Linked DNA regions of Mus musculus: all the other regions are linked to region 2. A link is a loop called in an ENCODE intact Hi-C map of the cell type or tissue named here. Cell type or tissue: gastrocnemius. All regions are shown on one strand.

Region 1 (8,000 bases), 290 kb after region 2:
GCTAATAAAGTCCTGTGCACACACAAACATTTTTAGATGCTCACTCGAAGTGTATGGGTGAGGAGTTGCATGCAGCTAATTGGGACCCCCCCCCCCCCCGAGGAAATTACCCAGGACTCTGTGGAGGGGTGTGGGTGGGATGGGAGGGGGCCTTAGCACATACTACAGTGTTTTCAGTTCAGAGCCTGTCTGATTGAGGGCCAGAGATTCTGTGGGAAGGGAGCCTAGCCCAAACATAATCCTGTGTGGGGGTGAGGACAGGACAGGACAGGACAGGTCCTGCCTTCTTGGTCGCAGGCTGGCGGGAAACAGACCAGGCAGCAATCTGTTGGCACTCCCGGTCCTGTGGCCAAATGGGATATCACAACACATTCTCTGCTGGGCTGATAACCGGCCTCTGGTGTCTTCACTTTGTCCACCAGTCACAGCAAGGTGGCAGGGACGTCTTCGTGTCCCCATACAACAGCATTGGTAGGCAAGGTCCCATGAGGACTGATAGACATGTTTATGTGTGGACGTTAAGAGCTCATTAGAATTTAGATGGTGCTCTCTGCTGAAAACTATTTCGTGGTGACAGAGAGCTGAGAGTGATTTAGTTTAGGGTTTTGAGTGGGGCTTGGGTGACCCCTCAGGGAAGCACGGTGGCTGAGGAAAGGGTCCCTCATGGTAGACTTAAGAAGTACTGGGGACATTTGGGGACAGTCTCTGTCCTTGAGACCCGGTCCTAGGGCACCCACTCAATCCGGTCCTTGTGTCAGGGAGGGCTGATTTTTCTGTGGCCTTTAACGCCTCGCAGTGGCCTACCACAGCCCCACTTGATGGCTAAGGCCATTCACGAGGTCTCTTGGGAATCTCTTGGCAGATGATGCTGGCTGGGGTTGTGCCTAGTGTGAGAGTCATGTGGAGTTACCTCAGGAGGCTTCTGGGTACCCAAGAGTCTCGGGTGTGAGTCTGGGTCATACCTGAGGCTGAGAAAACAACCCCAGCCCTCTGTACCTGCCCCCTGGCCTTTGAACACCAGACCCCTGTATATATACCCTGTGGCCTCATTGGCAGACTTCTTCTCTGGTTGGACTCTGTGGTCTCTACAGGTTGGGGGTGGTATAGTGATGTGGAGTGACTACCCCACCTCTTTGTCTGGTGGTCCGGCACCTCTGTCTTCTGTCTGAGCTCTCTTTCACTGTCTCTACCTGCAGGTGGCCAAGGCCCTGTGACTGGCAGGAGGCCAGCCCTGGAATGTGGGGATCCCTTCCAGGCTGGGTGAGGGGGCTGCTGGGAGGGAGGAGGAAGCCCTCCGTAGGGCTGCTGCCCGCTTCCTGCCAGCCAGCCTGGCCTCTTTCCTTCCTGCTTTGTCTGGGGAACTCAGCAGCCTGCCGATTTATGGACATTCCTCTGCAGTTTTTATCTGCCTCGTGGGTTCCTCCTTCCCTTTGAAGTATCAGTGGCTTAGGGAGGAAGGCTGTCTCCTGTGGGGCTGGTTGGCCTGAAGGTGGACAGTCTGGGCCACACCTGTCCACCACGCAGTTTCCCTGGCCCACCCTTAGTGACTCTGGCTTCTGGTCTTAGGTCACTAGCCTGGCATACAGGGATTTTTTTTTCTCCTAAGGGAGCCACCTCAGGGCAGCATGTGTGTGTCCATCCTTCCTCCCCACTCTGGTTTGCACTGGTCCTTGTGGATTACGAACACCCGCCCAGGCCTGCTTTGGGTGGGGTTCTCTCTGTCTGATAGTAGAGGCAGTCTTCGAACAGAGGTGAGCACCTGCCCGGGAGGGTGTGCTTGAGCCGACCGATGGCTGTGTAGAGGGTGACACACTTACTAAGCACAGCACCTGGGCTAGGGCAGGGTCTTGGCTTAGGGGCCTTGGCCCTTCAGCCCTCCCTGGATCCGACTGGCTTCTTTCCCCTCCTAGCAGGCAGGCTCTGGAGAATTCCGTACCCTTCGGAAAGGCTTCTCCCCATACCATTCGGAATCCCAGCTCGCATCCCTGCCGCCCTCCTACCAAGAAGTCCTACAGAACGTAAGTGTCCCCACCGAAGGTCCCCACTGCTCCTGGTCCAGACCTTCCGAATTGCCCTGAGCTCCAGAGGAGACAGAGGCGGAACAGGCTGGCTACAGCCCAGGGCATGCGGGTGGTCTGTGGGTGAAAGCCAAGCTTGGATGGCCAGCCCTGAGTGGTCTTCCTTACTCTATCCTCCTGGGACGGGGCCCTGGGTACCTCATGGGGACCCAGCGAGGAGGTAAGAAGCAAAGCATTGGGTAGGTGACATTTCTCGACTTCCAGGGCAGTATTTGACAGCCATGGCAGGGGGCTGCCAGAGCGAGCACCGTATTCTGTGCAGCTTGTGACTCTGTAGCCGAGAGAGGAGGCCTGCTGGCCTGAGATTTAGGCTTTGGAGCTGAGGGATGAAGCCTCGGGAGTTAATGGGCTGCGTCTCAGGACCCCCTCAGGCCTCCGGGGTCACCTGCCGCATGCTCACCTGGGCTCTGTCCTGCCTTGGATGGGAAGCAGGAGTCAGCTCTCAGAAAGTGACCACGCGTCCGTTCGTGTTTGTCGACCCAGCAGAGAGAGGGTCGTGGGATGCCGGTGTCACCTGCCCTGTGGGACAGTGAGACAGCAAGCCTCCACCAGTTCAGGCTCACAGAGCACCCCTGTGGGAGTCCCTGTGGCTGCTCACACATTTCACACCAGTGCGGCGGGCGGCACCTCGAGGGACGTCCTGCGAAGTATGCGGGTCCCTCCCCTGCTCTGCACCCTCACCCCTCCCATGATGGCCAGCAAGGCTGACCATGGCCTTTCTGTGGCCTTAGTGGGCCACAGTGCTGGCATGAGATGGCTCATGCATCATGACTGGCAACCATCCTTGGCTCGTTCTCTCCCAAAGCCTGGCTACCTCCTCTACCTGTCCAGGAGCCCTGCGACCGAATGATGCCTGGTCACGATGCTTCACCGTGAAGGGCTCCCAGAGCTAAGGGTGCCACCCAGGGGCTGGTTCCCCAGGCTTTGCCCTCTCCCCCCTCCCATCCCCTCCATTCTGCTTTCCTCCATTCTGGTGGCATAGGCCACTGAAAACAACCTGCCGGGTGGTAAACTGAGGGCTTTCAAATGCTGGCAAGTGCAGTGCTGGTTCTGGTTCCGGGTCAGCCTGCCAGGTCCCAGACCACTTCCTATAGCCCCTAGGGGACACCCCCCAAGCTTCAACAGTGAAGGCTAGCGGAATGTGGGAATGTCCTGGAAGGTTTCATGGTGGAGGCCATGAGGGGAGAGCACGTGTCTCACCCCAGGAGAGGCTGTGGCTTTGCTCTTAGGGGGAGGAAGTGAGCATTATGGGCTGCAGCAGATTGCAGGGCCTAATGGGCAAAGGCATATTAGTACCTAAACGGGCCTGGAGGTCAGCGGTCACTGTGGGCCTGCAGAGCAGGGGATAGCTCCGTTCCATGAGGGCTATGAACTGAAGACATTCAGGTCGTCAGTTGAGGGTAGTGAGCCAACAGGCAGAGAGCTGGGGGTGGGGGGTGGGGGAGGATACCAGCCTTAGCAGTTACTACTGCACGCAGGTGATAAAGGCTCAAAGGTCAAGGCTGTGGGCCCAGCTGGTCACCTTGACCCTCAGTGCTGTCACTGCCCGCTACTGTCTCCTCCATACCCGGGGCCGGTCTCCTTAAGGTGCACAGGGTTCAATAGGGCAGCAAGGTCAAATGTCAAATGTTGGAAGTTCCCAGATAACAGTGGGTGCGTATGTGCAGCCTCTGGAGGAGCGTTAAGGCGTGGACAGGCACCTTGGAAAAAGCTGGTCTTTCCAGGCTTAGACTCATGCCCACCAGCTGACTTGGGCAAGCACACTGCCCTCATCTGTGGGATGGGTTTGTTTGTTTAATCCCTCAGGACTGACTTGCCCCGGGTGCCTTGGTGATTGGGAGGACTCCGTGGGCCTGAGTGACGCTAAGCCCAACGCTAACCCCAATACCTCAGTCACTCTAACCAGTCATTAAGAGTTGAGCAATGGCCGTTATCCTTTTCCGAGCCTCAGGCCCTGTCCTCCCTGATACCTGCTGCCTGGGGGCGATCTGAGCCCGGAGGGCCGGACTGCATAGCAATCCACCCACTCGCCTCCTGCATTTCTCTCATGGCTGATTCCTGGAGGGGCCCCTAGCCGTCCCTTAGAGACTGGGACAGACGAGGAAGCAGGCCAGGTCCATCAGGACAAACTGGGGATAGGGTCTTCCCTACGACAGGGTGGCAGTACGCAGGGGGAGGGGTGTGGGCACCACAGGACATTTTAGGACCAGACCTCTCTTTATTCATTTGGCTGGCACCCTCTGCTGGCCGGTGGGGGAAGTGTGGCCTCTGCTCAAGACCAGCCTAGCTCGGGCAGCAGACCAGGAGGCAAGACACCACCCACTCCCTTTCCCCATCCGGCTCCCCCGTGTCCTAAACAGGCAGCCTGGGCTGGAGTTAAGAGACACACTCTCTGGGCATTCTCCCGTGTTCTGCATGCTTCCCGTGACATGTGACACAGGAAGGGAGGAAACTAAGGCTCAGAATCAAGTCCCAGTGAAAGGGACCATGCCCAACTCTGGCTTTCCTAGATCGCTCCATGCCTATGCCAGCACAGCTGTCATCAGCCTGTGAGACCCTGGTAAGCTTCCTTGCCAGATGGCCTGAGAGAAACGGGCTTGGCAGACAGGCTGTCAGTGGAAGGCCCTGGGCCTAACTGAGGACAACCATAAAATCCCTACTGGGCTTGTATGGTGGCCATAGCTGGACAGGATTCAGTCCTTCTTGGGTCAGCTTCTTTGATTGCTGGGAGCGGTCTCCAGGGCCCAGGTCTTGCAGAGGGGGTAAGTAGTTCTGTCTTCAGGCTGATCCCCAGGCACCAGGTTACAGCTCTGGCTACAGGACACTCCCCCTCCTACTCGTTCCTGGAGCACTTCTTGGTGTTTTCTTGATTGTCCTGCGTTCCATAATTATAGCCCGATTATAGCCTTAGCCTTGCTTATGGTCATCAGGAGGAAGGGAAGCTGGCGGGAGGCGGAGTCAGCTTCAGAAGGACTGGGTCCCCTCCTGGCCCAGCCCGGCCTGTCTTCAGCTCTTACCCTGAACATGTGGCCGGTAGCTGACTCACCACCCAGGTGGCCAGGACTGGGCCAAGGGACAGGAGCAGGGCTTAGGATAGGTTGGGTGGGCTTTGGACTTGGGCAGTGGGGTTGAGCCTCCCTCCGCCTGCTGAGTGACATGAATCTCTGGCTCCCACAAGACGCTCATGCTACACCTGTAGAACAACATGCATGCTCTTGTGTTCCCCGCTCCCCTCCTTTTGTTCTGCAAGTCACCACCATGTCATCTGCAGAAGAGGTGGCATGGCCAGGAAGCATGGGGACCAGCCAGGCAGATAGCAGCTCCTAGGATACCCGCCTCTCAGCCTTGCCTCTTACCCTTGCCTCTTCTCCTCCAACTCCCCACCCCGACCCCTATCTCCTCCTACCTGGGTGTTGGCTCCACATAACTCAAACTGGTGTTCATCCAGTGACAGGTGTCCAGGACCCAGACACGGGGGGTGTGAGGTTTGGGGTGTGGGGCTCATCTGTGCTGCTCTTTCTACAGGGCCCAGCCTGCCCCGTACCCGAGCTGCCCTCACCCCCGTCCACCGTCTACAGTTCGGCAGGACAGAAACCCGAGGCTGTCGTGCACGCCATGAAGGTAAAACGTGCCATTTGTCTCCTCCTGAGCACAGGATGGGGGACCCACAGGTGCTATCTCCAAGCTTGGGCCACTTGAGCTGGGGGTTTGGGAGACGATGTGTCCCTTCCCCTTGGCGTCTGGAGACACAGAGTTGCCTGGAGCCCCTGGGACTTGGGCTGAATGTAGTCTTGGGCTCGTCAGTTGTGTGCTCTGCCTGAGGCGTTGCTGCTGAGGGAACTGACCCAGTATCAGAGGGCAAGTGTTTCCCTCAGGCCAAAGAGAGGCCCAGGTTGGGAGTGACTCTGGAATGGAAGGTCCAGGCCAGCCTCATGCCTCTAGGTACAAGCGTGCAGGCTTCAGGACTCTGGTGTCTAGAGCTCAACCACGCACCAGGGCTCTCCCCGTTTCCTTTGTGTGTATACCATGGACCTCACCCACCCTTGTGCAGGGACACTCAGTCACAGAGGGAGCTGGCAGTGACTGCCGTGTCCAACGTGGATGGGCACAGGCTGTCGGTCACATCCTCTGTTGGCGCCTGAAGCAAGCCCACCTGACACCCCTGCCCAGCCTCTCCAGTTCCCTTGGTAGCTCTCTGCTGGCCTCCCCGTGACCGTTTGCTTTTTCTCTTCAGGTTCTGGAAGTACATGAGAACCTTGACCGGCAACTTCAAGACAGCTGTGAGGAGGACCTGAGCGAGAAGGAGAAGGCCATCGTGCGAGAGATGTGCAACGTGAGGCACTTTCCTCCCAGGCTGGGCTTAGGGCTGGGGCTTGGGGCTTGGGGCTGGGCTTGGGGCTGGGCCTGGGCCCTGGGAATGTGGCCACCTGCTTCTCACTGGCTTAGCTATGGCTTGGGGAGGATGACTGGCTTTGGGAGTTCTGCCTCATCAGACCCACCATGCCTCACCCTTCAGCGAGGCCCCTGACCAGATCTATCCCTCCCCGGTGGTGCCAGGCCTGGGACTCTGTCTGGACAGAGCCTGAGCGCTGGTTTCTTTGCTCACTGGTGCCCCCTGGTGGCCTCTGGCCATGCACGTAGAATATTCTCTACCTCTTGCCATCTCCACTGGACCCTCATAGGTGCCTGCAGGAGAGTGGGTTTACAGGGTCTGGTCGTGGGGCTTAGGTTGGGTGGGGTGCCCTGAGGTGCACCTCATGCTGTCTCCCAAGTCTGTGGACCCCACTGGACATCTTCAAGGCTGAGTTCACACCCAGGGGCTCAAGCATGACTTTGACAGTGGGCAAAGGCCACGTCTCAGCACCTCTCCTAACTTGTGGTAGCCTCAGCTTTCTCTTCCAGCTCCCAGGCTTTGAGGACATGGGTGATTTCACAGGGTGGTAAGGCGGTAGGTAGGTAGGTGCGACCAGTGGGTAGGTTTGGGGCGAGCCTTTCACTGATGCTGTGCGCCTCCTCACAGGTGGTCTGGAGGAAACTGGGGGACGCCGCCAGCACCAAGCCCTCCATCCGGCAGCACCTGTCTGGTAATCAGTTCAAGGGGCCATTGTAGGGCCGCTTCTCCGTGGACGTGGACTGGCCCTGCCTGGAGTCTGAGGCCTTAGACCTGGCAGAAACTCCGGCCCAGCCACCGTCTTTCTCCGTGGTGAATTGTACATAGGACACGGCCTACCCTGGCTGCCCTGGTGTGATGCTGACAGCCAGGCCTCCACCTCCTGCCTCCCTCACCAGCAAACCTTGGGAAGACGAGAAGCCACTGCTCGCTTGCCCGCTCGCTGCAGCCAAGTGGCCAGGCAGCCTGGCTCCCCGTTTGAGCTCCATGTTCTGTCAGCAAGAAGCCTCTGAGACTCCAAGCCAAGGGACTGTCTGGGAGGTAGCCTGCTCTTGGTAGAAGGTCCCTCAACAAGTATTCTAACTCTCTGTCCCTTACACTGGACAGATGCCACCGGAGCCTGAATCGTGACGCGGGTGGCACTTTTCTGCTACCCTGCCAGAGCCAGGACCCTGGGTCACAGAGCACTGGGTCCCGTGTGTCCATGACTGGCTGGGAGCTCAGGGTTCCCTGTCACCTGGGGGTCGGTGCTCAGCCACCCCGAAGCCAGCTTCTCCTCGTTAGTATTCACTCCTTCAGTGACGTCTCCTCACCAATGCCAGGCTTAGCCACTTTGTAGGTCTCTCCTGCCAGGCTTCCTTTTCTGGTTTACAGCAACATAGGAAAGTCCTGGAGAGTGTCTGAGCCAGGCTCAGCATTCTCAATGGGCAGGTAGAACTGGGCCATTGCCCAGGGTCACTGTCAATGTGACGGAGCACCCCCCCCCCCCCCCGCCCGTGTGCTACAAGGAGCCACCCCTGATCCCCTGATGA
Region 2 (8,000 bases):
GAGGGGAAGGGATGGGGGTGAGGGAGGGCTATAGAACATATGCAATACAAAAGTGGGATGCATGGGCGACAGGATGAAAGTGGAGGAGAGAAAGGAAAACTAACACACACTGTTTAGGAGGGCTGGAAAGATGGCTCAGCAGCTAAGAGCCCCATCTCTTCTTTTTTGTTTTTTTAAGATTTATTTATTATTATATCTAAGTACACTGTAGCTGTCTTCAGACACACCAGAAGAGGGTGTCAGATCTCATTACAGATGGTTGTGAGCCACCATGTGGTTGCTGGGATTTGAACTCAGGACCTTCGGAAGAGCAGTTGGTGCTCTTAACCACTGAGCCATCTCTCCAGCCCCCATCTCTTCTTTTAGAGGACCCAGGTTCAGTTCTCAGCACCCACATGACGGGCCGGGCCAAGCCATCTCTAACTCACTCCAGTTCCCAGGATCCAACACTCTTTCTTTATGGTGCACAGGTGTACATGCAGGCAAAATTCTCATACACATAGAATTAAATTTAACTTAAATTTTTAAGTTGAAACAAATTTTATTTGCGAATGCCATAATAAAGCGTAATACTGTATACATTGGTTAATTTTTTAAAAGTCATCCAAGTCTTGATGAAAGAACTTGTGGGTCTGGACTTTGTTGGCACATCTCTTGTATGGTAACTGTTCTAAGGATGACAGAAGGGTAGAACAGAGGCCGCCCATAAGGGAATGTCACTGCTGAGCACAGACATCTTGGGTGCCCATCACAAAACAGACAGTGACAACCTATGACCATGCCTGGGAAATCAAAGAAGAAAATGCCTCAGTTGGACCACAGTCCTTCTTAGAGCAAGCAGAGCTTGTGAGGGAGGCAACAGATGAGAAACAAAAAGAGTGTGTGGCCCCAGAGAAGTGGCCACCCACTTCTTCTCAATGGGGGACCCCCCTGGGACAGCCGCCAGTGGGGAGGTGACAAGAGCCCAGAGACTGCTATAGTTGACCTAAAGGGCCACCAGCTGGAAGCTTGGTCCACGGCAGCAGTGCTGAGATGACCCCACGAGATCAGGTCATGGGGCACCGTGATCATTAATGGGTTACGGTCAAGAGGTTGGATTAGAGAGACACACCAGACACAGACTCTCAGAGAGGGCAGGAACGTGAGCCACTCCTTGCACCCCAGCCGGAGATTCCAGCTGTTTGCCCCGCACTGCTCAGCTATGCTAGGTCTCCCAGCCTTAAGCTAGGAAATAAATCAGAAGAAAGGAAACCACAGGCACAAGGAACACTGGTTTATCCAGTGGTTCTCGACCTTCCTGATGCTGTGACCCTTTAATACAGTTCCCCATGTTGTGGTGATTTCCCCCACCCCATAAAATTAGTTTGTTGCTACTTCATAAGTGTAATTTTGCTAATGTTGATATCTGATATGTAGGACATTTGAATATGCCACTCCTGTGGGGTCACTTTAATCACCCCTTAAATGCTGCTAGAGATATAATCTTTGGTTGCTTGAATTAAAAAAGAAAAAAAAAAGCAGATACATTGCTAATATCACTTCTTTATTTATGCATGCACATCTGTGCATATACTTGTTAGCTAGGTGCCTATGCTGTACGTGTGCGTGTGTTTGTGTATTGTGTGTGAGTGTGTGTGTGTGTGTGTGTGTGTGTGTATTGGCCAAAGGCAAATGTCAAGTGACTTTTCTAGATCTTTCTCTCTAGCAGGAGCTGTGGTGGGGCCACCCCTATGTAAACGCTGGGCTGGAGCAGCCGCAGAAGTATCTCCTGCTGGAGGACCTGATTGAAGACTGCCTGAGAGAACAAGGATTGCTGGTGCAGACAATGCCAGCCAATCAGGAGCTGCTGTTTAGAAGAGATGCTTTCTCGGGACCAATGGGGCGCAGGTGGAGGGCGTGTTCAGATGAGCTTGCGGAGGCGTTTCTCACCTGCTCCCTGACTCACCTCCAGCCCCCAAGGGCAGGTAGGGTCAGGCTGGGTAGTCCAGGATAGTTCGTCACCTTTTTGTATTTTTTCCTGAGACAGAATCTCTCACTGAACTCATTGATCTGACGAGGCCCATCGACCTATGAGCTTCAGGGATCTCTTAGTCTCTGCCCTCCCTAGTTCTATGGTTACAGGCACAGATTCCACTATGTCCCAGTTCTTTTTATGAGTTTTGGGAATCTAAACTCAGAACTCAAGTCTTTGTGTGTTTTAGTTAGGGTTACTGTTGCTGTGACGAAACACTGTGACCCAAAGCAACTTGGGGATGAAGATTTATTTTAGCTTACAACTCTGAAGTTACAATGTATCACTGAGGGAAGTCAAGGCAGAGACTCAGAGCAGGGACCGGAAGGCAGGAGATGATGCAGCACCTGGAGAGGTGCTGTTTACAGTTGATGCCTCACGATTGATTTTCTCAGTCTGCTTTCTTAAAGCACCCAGGATCACCAGTCCAGAGGTGGCCCCACCCACAGGGAGCTGGGCCCGCCCACATCAAGCACCTATCAAGAAAATGCCCCACAGGCTTGCCCACAGAATCTGGTGGGGGCATTTCCTCAACTGAGTTTCCTTCGTCCCAAATGACTCTAGCTTGGGGTCAGGCTGACATAAAACTAGCCTGCACATTGTCTGGTATGGCAGGCTTTCTAAGTGAGCCATCTCCCTAAAATCCCATCTCCCTGAAGTCACCCCTTTTCTCCTCAGTTCTAACTTGAAATGCAATGAAAAGCACCTCTGCCGGAAGTCATCCTTCAGCCCACGCTGTATCAGGGATATGATCCCTTGCTTCCCTTGATGTCCAGGCCACTCCGAGCCTGTGTGGAGTGGGTGGTGAGGCTCAAACAAGCCTGGCTGAAAAACACAGCAGAATTTGCTGTTGGCAAAACTTTCTAAACTCTGAAGTGTGGCCAAGGGACACGGAACTGTAAAAACTCTGTTTGGCCTTCCGATCTAAATTCTAGGGTTCCTTTGAGGCTATACAGCCCCAGGCAAGCTGTTTCTAACCCCTTGGGTAAGTAGCTCTGGTTTCCAGCCTGTAACTGCTGTTCTGTGCCCTTGCCTGGAGCACCCCAGTATTCGCATTGGCTCCCTAACCCTCCTCCTGGACACCAGCCTGCAGAAGACACAAGACTGCTGCTTGGGTCTAGGCTAGTGGCCACTTCCTGTGAGGCCTTCTTGGGCGTCCAGTCAACACTGCAGTCTTCCCTCAGGCCCCGCTCCCCACAGTCCACACTCCTACCCCACCCTGGCTTATTTTTGTCTATAGCACTTTGAGCCCTGTTTTATTTTGTTTCTCCACTGAGCAGAAAGGCCCACGAATACAGCATCTTCATCCTGCTTACAGTTGCATCTCCAGGGCAGAACAGGGGGCGGCCACCGCCTGGCACCAGGGGCAAGGCCTGAGGCTGCTTCTCTCCTCACACACCACAGATGACCTGGTGTGCCTCAGAACGTCTCTTGCTACACTCACCCACATTCCTCTCCAGTCTGCCCTGGGCACTCCCTGAAGGTCTATGGAAAGGGATGTGTGGGAGTGTGGGGTCCCCTTTGTCTGGATCTTTAGGAATGTGACCCGTCAGCCAGCTCACTCTGGGCCTTTAATGAGTCCCCTCTTCCTATAAAGCCAAGTGTTTTCCTTCTGACACTCTGCCAAAAATGCAGTGTGGGCCTGTCCCTTGAGGGGGGCCTGCCCCCTTTTCCCTTTTCTTGCTTTGTTTGAGCCCAGTATACAGTGGCTTCAGCTTTCTGTCACACTTAAAATAGCTGTCTTTCTGTGGCTCACCTGGCTTGTCCCCTCTGTCAGAGCATGATTGACAGTCTTGTGATCTGTGTGCCCTGCGGAAGCCGGAGTCCCGATTCCATGTCACTTATGCATTGGCTCACAGGCAGTGGGAAGAAAGGTGAGGGAAAGGCAAAAAAAAAAAAAAAAAAAAAAAAAGACAGCAAGGCAAACCTCCTGCGGTCATAGGAACGGGATGCTGGAGCCAGACAGGAAGCCAAAAGACACCAGGATTCTTTGCCTCATGCTGACAGTCACAAAGGCAAAAAGATGCCCAAACCTTGAATCCCGTGATTCTGTGCGGTGTCCAGAAAAAGGAAAATGCAGTTTCAGGTGCTGGGGAGGTGTCTAGGTCATTAAAGTGACTGCCACACAAGCCTGAGGACCAGGGTCCAGATCCCCAGCACCCACACAGAAAGGCTGTGCAGGTGGGGGAGGAGTCTGGGGGAGACAGACTGATCGAAGAAGACAACTGATATTAACCTTTGGCTCGCATACATGTCCATGCAGGTGAGCGTGCGCGTGTGCACGCACACACACACACACACACACACACACACACACACACACACACACCTATAGACAATGGTCCTCCAAGAAGAGGAAGTCCACAGGGGAATTCCCCACGGGATGCTCAGGTCTCCAGGAATCTGAGAAGAGGGAATGGCTTCTAGGAGCAACTGACACAGGTGGGCACAAAAGCCAAAAGTCGTGGTGGGAGAGGCATCAAGGGCTACTGGAGTGTCTGTGTTCCATAGATCAAAGCTATGCAATGCAGCTCACCAGGGGACACAGGCTGCTTTGCTTCTTCATCCACAAAACGGACAGAACCACTTCAGGACTGAGCAAGACAGGACAAAGTGCCTTCACACTGCTGCCAATGACTTCCCGCCTAACCAATGTCACCCACAAGAAGCCACTTTAAGGGACTGGAGATTTAACTAGGACTCCAGCACAAACACTAAGGCTAAAGTGTGGTGCTAGTAATCAGCCTCTAGGTGGCGCTCCTTACCAGTTTCTTAAACAGTTCTAGATTTATTTATTTATTTTTTAAATGTAATTTCATGCATTCAAGGAATGCTTAGTGGGAGGTTTTCGTGTTTCCTGCACTCTGCAAAGTGCTGCAGGGCCAGAGACTAAGAAAGGACAGTGTCCCTGCTCTCTTAGAGCCCAAGGGAGGTCATGGGTGGGAATGGGTAAAGATGGAGGAGGGCTATGGACAACCGCAGACACAGGCTGTCTGCAAAACACCTACCTCAGGTGGGGGCTAAAAAAGGGGCTCTTCAGCTGAGCCTTGTAGGGTGAGGTAAAGTCTGTTCAAACACTGTCACTCCCACTCTAGACTCTGAAGCACCAGAGGGAAGACCACAGCTGGGTGACATCTCAGAGTGATGCCTGAGTTTAGGTAAGCCACCTGCTGTGCTTTGATGATTTGAGCGCCATTTTTTTTTAAATCAGTTCAGGGCTGTGTCTTTCTCAGTGAGCTACACGTCCAAACCCTTTTCCTTCTTTTCCCATTGCTTTGTGTTGTGTCTTACAGAAACTGAGGAAACCAGGGTCAGCCTGTTTCCGTGCTGTCAACAAGTCCCGCGAAGGTGAATCAATCTCTTCGCTCGGCCCATCCCATTCCCATCCTGCCTTGCATCATGCCACACATATAGTAGGTCCAAGTGAAGCCCTGCTGTAGGCTGCACGAGTAGGGTGACAGACATTGTCCAAGCACCTCGTTCTTCTCTTTTCAGGTTGGGGTAGGAGGCACAGAACTCCAAATGCTTCTGTGACGGTTAACTTCAATTGATCTAGCATCGCCTGGGGGGACCATCTCCCTGAGGAACTGTCTGAATTGGGTTAGCTTGTGAGAACGTTTCTTAATTGGGTTAGTTAGGAGTGGAGGAGAGCCCATCCTCAATATGAGCAGCACCTCTTGTCTTGGGCTGTGTAAATGCAGAGAGGGCTGGAAGAAGGCGCATTCTCTGCTCTGTGGGTGTGTTGCCTGCATGTATGCCTGTGGCCCACAGAGGCCAAGAGAGTGTTGAATCTTCTGGAACTGGAAGTACAGATGGTTATGAGCCCCAACTCCCACGACGTGGATGCTGGGAACAGAACCTAAGCCCTCTTCAAGAGCAGAAGATGTTCTTAGCTGCTGAGCCATCTCTCCAGCCTCACGCTCTCTGCTCCTGTGTGTTTAACTTCCTCACACTCCTGCCACTGTGACTTTCCTGGAGTGACAGACCCTAACCTGGAACTGTAAACTGAAAGAGTTGCTTTTCATCACAGCTATAGAAACAAAACTTGGGCAGTCCCTGAGAAGAGAGACACATAGGCTGTGACCTTGGAACGGAGCAACAATAGTCCTAGGTACACAGGCACCTGCAGGCCAGCCTGGTGTGGAGGATGCTTTGGAGAAGAAGGTACTCAATCCTCGGAACACCTGTGAGGTCCATACTATTTCGATGCTGAAGAGTCCCTATTCCCCAATCTAGTGATTTAAAATCATGGAACACAAAGTGGCAGAGCCGGGATGGAGGCTTGGGTGTGGCTGTCAGGATCCAACATTTTAACCGTCTTTCATCCTCATTAAGAGGAATAGATATATTTGCTCAATGAATGTTTTCTGGGCACCTACTGCGTGCCTTAGCATTGTTAAGAATGCTGAACTAGTCTGGCTGGTTGAGAAAACCCTTGTTGGCATAGAATATGGTGCCACATTTCTGCAGTCTCAGCACTTGGAACACTGAGGCAGGATTGTGACTGTCACATTAGCTGGGCCACACAGCAAGTTCTGCTCGGGCACGTGGAAAGTGTCTCATGAGCCCTGTGTTGCCACGGATACTATAGGGGACCTTCAAGTCCTCTCTTGGGATTTTTTTCAGAAACAGGTAACTTGTGAAATAAAGCAACTCTAAAAGAGAAGAAAAAAAAATTTTTTTCTGCTGGGAAATAGAAGAGGCGGGCTGAAGAGGTGTACTGTCAGGGCCAAGGAGAGGATAAGGAGCCAGGAGATCTTGAACTGGAGGCTAAGGAGAAAGGTCATCACTAGGTTAGTAGTACCTAGCCTACCTAGTTAGAAGCTACCAACTGGGCCTTTAGGAGCTGGAGGAAGCAGCCAAAGGACAAATCCATGGCCTGCCCAGCTCTAAGAAGGAGGAGAGGCCAGAGAGACCAGCACAGCTGTCCTGGACAGGCTGCGAAGCAACAGGGCTGTACAGAGGAGCAGGGCTTGGGCCTTAGAGAATACTTTGATTTTTCCCTTCAAATTTGTTGACTCCAAAGACCGACAGTGTATATGTATGTGGTAACAAAGATTCCAACAGTTGGCTGAGAGTTCTTACTCTACAAACGCAACTCACTGCCAGAAGCTGTAGATGGACACATAGTATTTTAATTCTAAGGTTGATACATCTCTATCGGAGGCCAGAATGGGGACACTTTCTCCGGTAACATCTAATGTCAACTGTGCTCATAAACTTAGAACAAAGTAGCCATTTCTCATATAAAACTTTTTTAAAGTTAAAAAAAAAATCTTAGTGGATTAGTGTACCGGGTACATCATAGCATTCTTTCAGAATGTTATTGCTGACTCCCTATTTAAATTTAATAAGTACTTCATGGTGACAAGACTCATTATGTAATCATTAATATTCATTTGCCATGAATATTACATAAAGTAAAATATTACATTGCCCTACATTGCTTTTATCTCTAATGGAAGCATTGTCAGTAGAGAGATTAAATGCTGTTAAAAAGTGCCGAGGCTGCTTAGAGGCAAAGAATTTTTAAATGTTAAACAGTCGAAGATGGAAGGTGAAGATTGTATGAAGTCATGGGAAAGACTCCAGACTCCACCAATCCCTTTTAAAGGAAATGGGACAGGGAGCAACGAGATAGAAAGCATAATAAAGACTACAGCTCTAAATAAGAGAGATGCACACACCTGATTTATAGGAAGTGAGGACACTCGGGGAACATGACAAACACTTTCTTCTCAAGAGTGAGGAGCTGCATAGAGCCTACAGATTTGTCCTCTAGATGTTCTCACTGTTGCTAAGGAATGCAGGCGCTGGTGTGACATTCTTGCACATAGCTTATTTGCACTGGGGGGCGGGGGGGGGAGTGACACCACACTGACCATTTTGGCTACTGATGCATTACATCTGAATCCACAGATCAGGGCGGAGCCCAGGTTCTCTGCCTGATATCAGTGCATTTCCACCTATCAAACTGACTCCAGCCAGA
Region 3 (8,000 bases), 51 kb after region 2:
GTAGGCAGGAGATATGCGGGCAGGAAGTATGTCAGAATATATACTTGCCCCTGATTGAACCCGATGGGGAGTGTGACCTTGTGGTTTTTGCCTTTGTACACCTCTGACAAATGTGACTCATGGCTATTTTCCGGGTACCCTGAAATGGTCATGGCCAGAGTCCATCATCTTGGTCACTATATAATTCGAGGTTGCTTCAAATTAGCTCAAACATTATGGAACTGGCTTTTCTCGCAAGATTCTCAGGTGTAAGACCTGCCTCAAAAGAGAGTGGGCTGGGGCTACAGCTCAGGATTTAAGAGCATTTCCTGATCTTGCAGAAGAGGTCCTGAGTTCAGTTCCCAACACCCACAGCAGGTGGCTCATAATGTCTTGTGATTCCAGCTCCAAGGGATCTGACACCTCTGGCCTCCATGGGTACCTACACATCTGTGCATATTCCCAGACAGAGACAGACAGACAGACAGACACACATACACACACACACACACACACACACTTAAAAATAAAATAAACCTTAAAAAAAAACCCACACCCCTCCCAGCTCTTAGACATCAACTGTGGCGCTGGACCACGGAATCTCAGACTTGCATCCACCATTTGTACCACTTCAGCCCTAGCTCTCGCCTCACCTCAGACAAACCACACAGCTTCAAACTTGGGCCAAACAGAGAGGTACCCCGGGCCAGAAGAAATCCTGTGGACCAGGAATGACAAGAATGTCACTCTGCTTCTCACCTGGCCCGCAGGGCACCTGGTGATGAGAAGCCTCCAAGTCCCTGTATCTTTACCTCGGTACCAGGAGTGCCCACCTGCTACAGACACTGTCACTGGAGTCAGGCTCCAGCAAAAGCAGGCAGACCTCCTGCCTTTGGTCATTCCCTCATGTAAGCGGGCAAGGTTAGCATGAAGACAAAGGAATGACATTTGACATTCATGATAGGGACATCAGAAGCCATTCCACTGCAGGCGATGCTTCACGAAGCCTGGCATTAAGACTGTCAGACATCTCTCTCCAAGGGATCACCTCTCCCTCTACACATAACACAAAACCATCAAGTCTCCCACACAATGCCAGGTTCCCCGAAGTGATGATCTTCTAGATCATAAGAAGGAAGAAAGACTGCCAGACACCCTAAAAATCTCATTAGCATTTATAACTCAACGAAGTCACCTGGAGCTTGTCCTCTGCTGGTCCCTGGTGGCTTATGTGACCTAATCTCCAAGCCTGCCAAGCAGGCCAAGGCATCCTTCCAGACCATGTACTAGTTTGGGTGTATTACGAAGAGGTGGCTGTGATTTGCCTATCTAAAAGAACTATCCACTCATCCTCGTTTTAACAAAGATGGCGGAAAAGAAACCAGAAACCAGTGTTTATAGAAGATGATGGATCAGCCACTGCCGATCACAACAACAAGTGTGTCACCCTGTGTTAGAAGGCACTTGGCTCTCTCAAATAAGGGTGTACAGGTCTCACATTTGGCACGGGAGCAGTCAGGACAGCTGATGCTTAAGTGGTTGGGCAATGCTGATCCATGAGGTATAGGTGGTACAAGAACGTGCTAGCTCATACCCATCTGGACCCTGGCTCTGCCACTCCCCGGATGCCTGGCCTTACTGGAGCAGTAAGCCTTGCCTATCAGCTGGCCCAGCTGCAAAGTTGTTTCTGATTTTGGCACACACTCACTGGGCATTCATTCATCTTTGCTAGGACAGTGACCCCCTGAGGTTCACACACATGCTAGCCCTTCTGCACAGGGGGTGCAGTTCACAGTCAGGAATAGGATCTGTGCAGCACCTGGCATACTTGGAATGGGATGCCATGCCTTGAGCTATGGAGGCTCAATAGTCTCAGAGACACTTGGATCCCAGCTCTGCAGGGTCTGGGAGCATAGCTTTGGCTGAGTATCTGAGTATAACCAAGTCTTGGCTTTATAATTTTATAATCTGTCAACTTAAAAGTGCTTTATAAAGAAGTTGGAACAACTGAGCCTCCTTTCAGATTGCTGGTTGTCTTCTGGGATGAACTCTGGTACCGAACCTCTTCATTTCATTTGAGGTTTGGTTTTTCTTAGAGTCTCCCTGGATGACCTTGGCTGATCCTGAACTCACGGTCAGCCAGCCTCATCCTCCCAAGTGCTAGGACTAGAGACCATGCCATAACGTTGTATATCCCTTTCATTTTCCCCTGTTTAAGGAAAACAACAGCATCGACTCTCAGAAGTTACAAAGCCACAGAACATCTGAAGGCAAACACATGGCTCTTGTCACCCACCAGGTCCTTCACTGGCATCCGACATGTGCAGGAGTGGATGGCTTCCGGCTTCTGAGAAGGGTCTCCCATGCAGAGAGGGTGTGCCCTGACATATTAATGACCTTATGGTCAGTGAAATGGAATCTTGAAGTGCGTTCTGGTGGTGGAGGAAGGACCATGGTTTTGAACCTAATCTGAACTACACAATGAGATTTTATCTAAATAAATGCTTACATAAATAAACGCATTTGCTTTTACATTTTTATTTTATGTGCATGAGTATTTTGCCTACCTGTATATATGTTCCCCGTGTGCACGCCTGGTTACCTTGGCAACCAGAAGACGGTATCAGAGTCTTTGGGCCTGGAGTTACAGACAGTTGGGAACCTCCATGCCGGTGCTGGGAATCGAACCTGGGTTCTCTGAACGTGTTCTTAACCTCTGAGCCAACTCTTCAGACCCTAAGCTTTTAAAATTCAATTTGCCTCAGCTGAGGTCTGAATTCCTCAATACCTGAAGGAATCGTTGGTAAGTTCTGCCATTCAGATTTATATACTATGCAAAGCCGCCATATCTCTGGGGCTTCTAACAGGTAAAGATAATTGCTTTTATCGGTTTTTAAAAAATCATTTTCTGCATACAAAATTTTCATGCACTTGCTGTATAAACGGATAGGCCAGAACATCTGAAATTTTGCCTTGAAGACTGCGACTTGAAAGTTGGGACACTTTTATTTTTGTCCCATAAACCAAAAGTCCCCGTGAATGGGTGGCCTTTGTTGTGCCCTCATTGAGAAACACAGAATCCACAGGGCTGGTAATTGCAAAGCACACAAAACTGGTTCAGCTCTACCCATAATCCCTTTGCTCAGATAACAGGATTGATCTTCAAGGAAGGGCAGCTAAGACGAGTCTGGGCCAACCCCATACCCCTTTCAAAGGGTAACGCCCAACATGTCCAGCCCCCAAGGACGAAGATGCTGGAGCTCACAGGGCTATGGAAAAGTTTTGTTTTGTTTTGCTTTGTTCTTGGCAGTGTATGGGGGTCTGCAACCCTTGGTCCACCACCCCTCATTAACAATGCTTCAGATAAGAGAAACTCTATACTTGGAAACATTTTCTCTGCAAAACCATGTAAGCACTATTTGTTTTACAAAGCACAGACTTTCTATAACCAAAGGCGGGGTAACTAACGCTGACACACACACACCCCCAACTGGAATTATTCTGAGCTTCTGTTCAAATGTTTATGTTATTCCCTTAATTAACCCTTGCTGCTGCTGCAGGGCTGCCCTCCAAATGCCTCCCCTAAATCTTGCCACTGTTGAATCTCTTTGCAAAGAGGGACCCTCTGGACCAAACTGTAGACGCAATTGTGTGGGGGAGAAGAGTGGGACAAAGGCATGCTGGGAAGAGCATTATTCAGCCATGAGGGGTCACAGAGAGGTTTATAGCTAGGGGAGAAAGCATGGGACACCTCAAAGCTGTATGGCCTGTCCAAAGGCCAGATGGTCTGTAAGCCAGAACATCCCTAGTCCCAGTGTCACAAAGGCATCAGGGGAGGGTTCAAAGAAGAAGACCTCTTCAGCTGTACTCTCAGATTTAGGTCAGGAGCACTCACTGGCTGGACTTCTTCCTCTGCCTATACCCATCTATTTGGCTATCACAAAGGTACAGCCACACGAATGTCCTCAGTCAGGCACCCACATTCTGTAGGCGGTGACTAACACAGCAAGACAATGCCCCCAGCTGTCCAGGCACCTAATAGCACCAATAGGCTTAAACTGTCAAGATGACATGCAATGCATCCCTCCATCGTATCCATGGCGATGAACAGTTCTGGCTCACTCCCAGTGTGAGGCAACACACAGTTCTCTAAGGTGAGTAAATGCAACAGAGTTTATATCCCTGGGGCGTCAGTCCTAGCGGAAGAACAGAAACAAGCAGTCATGGGAGGTACGCGCCCCATGAGAACCCCTGTGCCTGAGTACACCTATGATGGTGGTCCCACAAGACTGTTCTGTTGAGGGACACGACAGCCATCTTTGTCTGTATAGCTCCATGAGAGAGGAGGGGCAGAAATCAGAGGCCCTTGGACAGACAGATCCGAATATAGAGACAGAGAAAGAAAACTGTCTGGCTATGGTAGCACAATGTCATTAATCCCAACACTTGAGAGGCAGAGGCCTGCAGATCTCTGTGAATTTGAGGCTAGCCTGATCTACATAGTGAGTTTCAGGCCAGCCAGGGCTACATAGGAAAACCCTATCAAGAAAAGAAAAGAAATACAGACAGACAAGAAAATAATTTGCCATGCAGCAAGGTCTATTTAAGTGCATAAATAATAACTGCCAATTAAAAATTTAAGTACCATACAGAGTAAGATGCGATGCTTTAATATGCATGTTCCATGCTGAGTATTAAATCTAATTAACCCACTCACCCCCACACACACTCAAAGTGTTAGCATCTTGAAACACGCTACTATTAACTGTGCATTAACCCTCCTGAGTCGCGGCCACCAGACGGAGGTTTATAGGTCACAGGACAGTCACCCAGAATATGTCCCTTAGGATTTATGGGAAATTGGAACCCTGTGTATGGCACAGGGAACTGAGGCACATCCTCTGGCACAGCAAGTTAAGTGGTCTGTCCTGGGTGTGCAAGAGATAAACAGCCATCCCGGTAGGGTTGCATTTTCAAAAAAAAAGGGACGGGTGGCAGTGCTCATCGTTTATGCCCCAGGGCCTTTGAAGGCAGCAGCGTCGAGATGCCAGTGGGCAGGGGAAACCCAAGCCCTCGGCTTCCTCATGGGTGGAGAGCACAACCGCTGCAGGAATTTGGTGATGGGACTCTGAGCCACTCCCACTAAGCCCGGCAGATGGGAAGAATCACTCTGGCTCCTCAGGCCACACAGCAGGCTTTGTTTACAGAGGACACACAGATTCCTGCTGAACAAAGCAGGGAGGGAGGGGGGGACTGGAGGAGAAGCGACGGACTCAGTGAGAGTCAGTGGGACCCTTCCCAACCCGGCTTTCTCAGGACCAGACTGGCTTAGCTTTCTAGGCACCTGGCTGTTCTAAAACTCTCCCCAGTCCAGATCCACTGTCACCTGAGGATATTTTATATGACTAGAGGTAGGCAGAGTTATAAAACAGGAAAGAAAGCCAACATTCACCAACAATAAATCATAAAGAGAAACATTTATTCTTTCATAGGTCTCACTATGTATGGCTGGCTCTGCTGGAAACTTTCGGTGTAGACCGGGCTGGCCTCAAATTCACGGAGACCCTCCTGCCTTTGCCTCCTGAGTGCTGGGGAAGAATTTTTTTAAGCAATTCTTTGGCATACATATCATTCTACCATTTATTTAAAACAAGAGCAAATGTGCATTCTAATGAGGAGAGTGACGTTGACTTTTAGCTGACAGTCTGATGCTCCTGGACATAAAGCACCTTGGTAACATTCCTCAGGGTTTACTGATATTTTGACTTTAGTCATTGCCAATGCTGAAGGAGCCACTTCACATAAACATATCATACACAGGAGAAGTACGAGTAGAGAAGTTTCAGAAACTGTTTGACATTCTGCCCTAGTCTTAAGCCAAAATTCATTGAACAAAAAAAATTGTAATGGAATTCACGTCAGAAAACACCACTTTTAAAAATCAAACACTCAGGGCTGGAGAGATGGCTCAGCAGTTAAGAGCACTGACTGCTCTTCTAGAGGTCCTGAGTTCAATTCCCAGCACCCACATGGGGGCTCCTGACCATCTGTAATGGGATCTGACACCCTCTTCTGGCACACAAGTGTACAAGCAGCAGAGCTCTCATAAAAGTTCTGTTTTGTTTTAAATCAAATGTTCCAGTGTAAAGAGCTGCAAGCACATTTTTTTCACTTTTCTGCTGAGGAGTGGTGGTGTGGACCGTGAATCTTCATTTTCAGTAAACCAGTGCCGTTCTGTGAGAGCAGAAAGACTGGTGTGCGCTGAGTTGTCTCAGACGGGGTTGGTGGGTGCTGAGTGGCGGGGAGGCCATGCACACGGCAGACACGCCCGTGTGTGCTCCTAACCAAGGCTGCAGTGGAGCTGTGCGCTACACATCTGTGAGTGCTGGCAGACACACCCTGGATTCATCATGAATTTGACATTTTTGGTGGTTTTGCATTCAGAAACCTTTCTCTCCTGCCCATTTTTACCATTTCCCCACGTTTGGTCACGCAATGCCACGTGGGGTTGGAACCACAGTTTCCAGAGTCCGGTTCTGGCGGACCCTGTGTGGCAGGTGATTAGTACATGTCCTCATGGCTCTCCAGGGACTTGATTCACCTAAATATCAGGATTTTTATGAAAATGTCATCCAAGTATCAAGCCAGTGTCCACAGGTGAGGCTAGTGGGTCCAGTATGTGGGTCACCATGATATACTAGTCCCTGTAGCTGCATAGTCTTCCCTAAGCTACTGGGCTCTAAAATGCCAATACACTGGAAGGGTCTAAGGTAGTACCCACAGCCACACTTGAAGCTAGCTCCACACAGGGGCCTGCACATGCATGCTCAGGATTCTGGATTCTCTCTCTTGCACCACAGACAAGGCAAAACCAAAGCAAACCCTTGGCATTATAGACAAGCAGAACCATTAAACTAAGAGAAGCCACAGGAAGCCACTGAAAACCATGTGTTTCATTTTCTGAGTCTGAAATTGCTGCTAAGTGACAATCAGCCTGCATCTGGAGCTGTGGGCTGGAACTCAAGATGTCTAAGGTGAGCCTTGGGCTGGGGAAGGACCCAGCAAGCAGGTGCTTGGTTCCAACAAATTCCCAGGGTGTTGGGCAGGGCTCCATCCAAGCACTGGGCCTATAAAGTCATCAATGGCTTCGTCTCCGTGAAGCCCCTCACACGGTGGTCTGCAGGAGGAGAGGTCTTAAAAACAGAAAAACAGGCAAGCCACTCCCCGCAGGATGTTTTCTGAAGAGAAGGTCGAGATTGACAAGCATCGCCTTAAGTGAAGATAAGGAAGTTTTTAAAAGTTGCTATGGGAATCCGGAAGTGGTCCGAGAACCCGCTTTTCTACCGAGGACCCCGGCAGTCGGCGTGAGTTTAGGGCCATGAGCTGGATTCCATTTAAGATCAGACAGCCCAAGAAGCAGATTGTTTCCAAAACAGTGGAAAGAAAGAGACTTTGAAAGGGAGTACAGAAAACTGCAGCGGCTGGAAGAGCAAACCAAGCGCCTGCAGAAGGACAGGAAGACCAACCGACGCCGACCTGGCCTTGTCCAAATCTTCTGTGAAGATATCCCAGGACCTACTGTCCAACCCGCCGTATGAGCAGGACCAGGACTTTCTGCGCATTGTGACAGCCCTAGACACAGACATGAAGCAGGAGATGGTGAACCCGATCCAAAAGACAGTGACTGAACCCCTGAAAAAGTTCAGCAACATATTCCTAAGCCTCAACGTGGCAGTGAAGTGACGGGAGCAGGCCGTGCATGACTACAGGAGGCTGCAGGCCGAGGTGGAGAAGTACGAGGAAAAGAAGACTGGCTCTGCGCTGGCCAAGCTCCACCAGGCCCGAGAAGAGCTACCTAAGGCCTGTGCGGGAAGACTTTGAGGCCAAGAACAAACAACTCCTGGATGAGATGCCACGGTTCAGTGGCAGCCGACTTGACTATTTCCAACCTAGCTTTGAGTCCCTGATCCGGGCACAGGTTAGATGCTACTCAGAAATGGATAAGATCTTTGGAGACCTGA

The links. A loop is a pair of places that touch in the nucleus more often than their neighbours do. Peaks named below come from ENCODE experiments on the same cell type or tissue, not always from the same donor. Only the 100,000 strongest peaks of a DNase experiment are listed, where the experiment ranks them.
Region 1: a loop joins it to region 2, with 3 times the contacts of the local background. A loop is called at or near these places in 21 of 42 quality-filtered maps.
Region 3: a loop joins it to region 2, with 3 times the contacts of the local background. A loop is called at or near these places in 6 of 42 quality-filtered maps.

Annotation. Positions count from the first base shown.
Region 1 is chr12:108,205,533-108,213,532 of GRCm38, reverse strand. It overlaps Ccdc85c (coiled-coil domain containing 85C), which reads left to right. Exons shown (of 6, transcript NM_001159910.2): 3 at 1,911-2,018; 4 at 5,604-5,699; 5 at 6,313-6,411; 6 at 7,099-8,000. The coding sequence ends at 7,188. Among named protein-coding and RNA genes, the nearest start is that of Ccnk, 30 kb to the right of the region's middle. In gastrocnemius, CTCF peaks have their summits at 4,322 (motif pointing left) and 6,702 (motif pointing left); DNase peaks (open chromatin) are centred at 1,237, 4,327, 4,635 and 6,686; H3K27ac peaks cover 606 bases.
Region 2 is chr12:108,491,180-108,499,179 of GRCm38, reverse strand. All of the region lies in intron 4 of Eml1 (echinoderm microtubule associated protein like 1), which reads right to left. Among named protein-coding and RNA genes, the nearest start is that of Evl, 60 kb to the left of the region's middle. In gastrocnemius, a CTCF peak has its summit at 4,758 (motif pointing right); DNase peaks (open chromatin) are centred at 952, 4,435 and 4,746; H3K27ac peaks cover 1,423 bases.
Region 3 is chr12:108,440,628-108,448,627 of GRCm38, reverse strand. The region is part of intron 1 of Eml1 (echinoderm microtubule associated protein like 1); the gene reads right to left. It also overlaps the pseudogene Gm15636. Among named protein-coding and RNA genes, the nearest start is that of Eml1, 22 kb to the right of the region's middle. In gastrocnemius, no CTCF peak of the experiment used is centred here; DNase peaks (open chromatin) are centred at 1,683 and 4,057.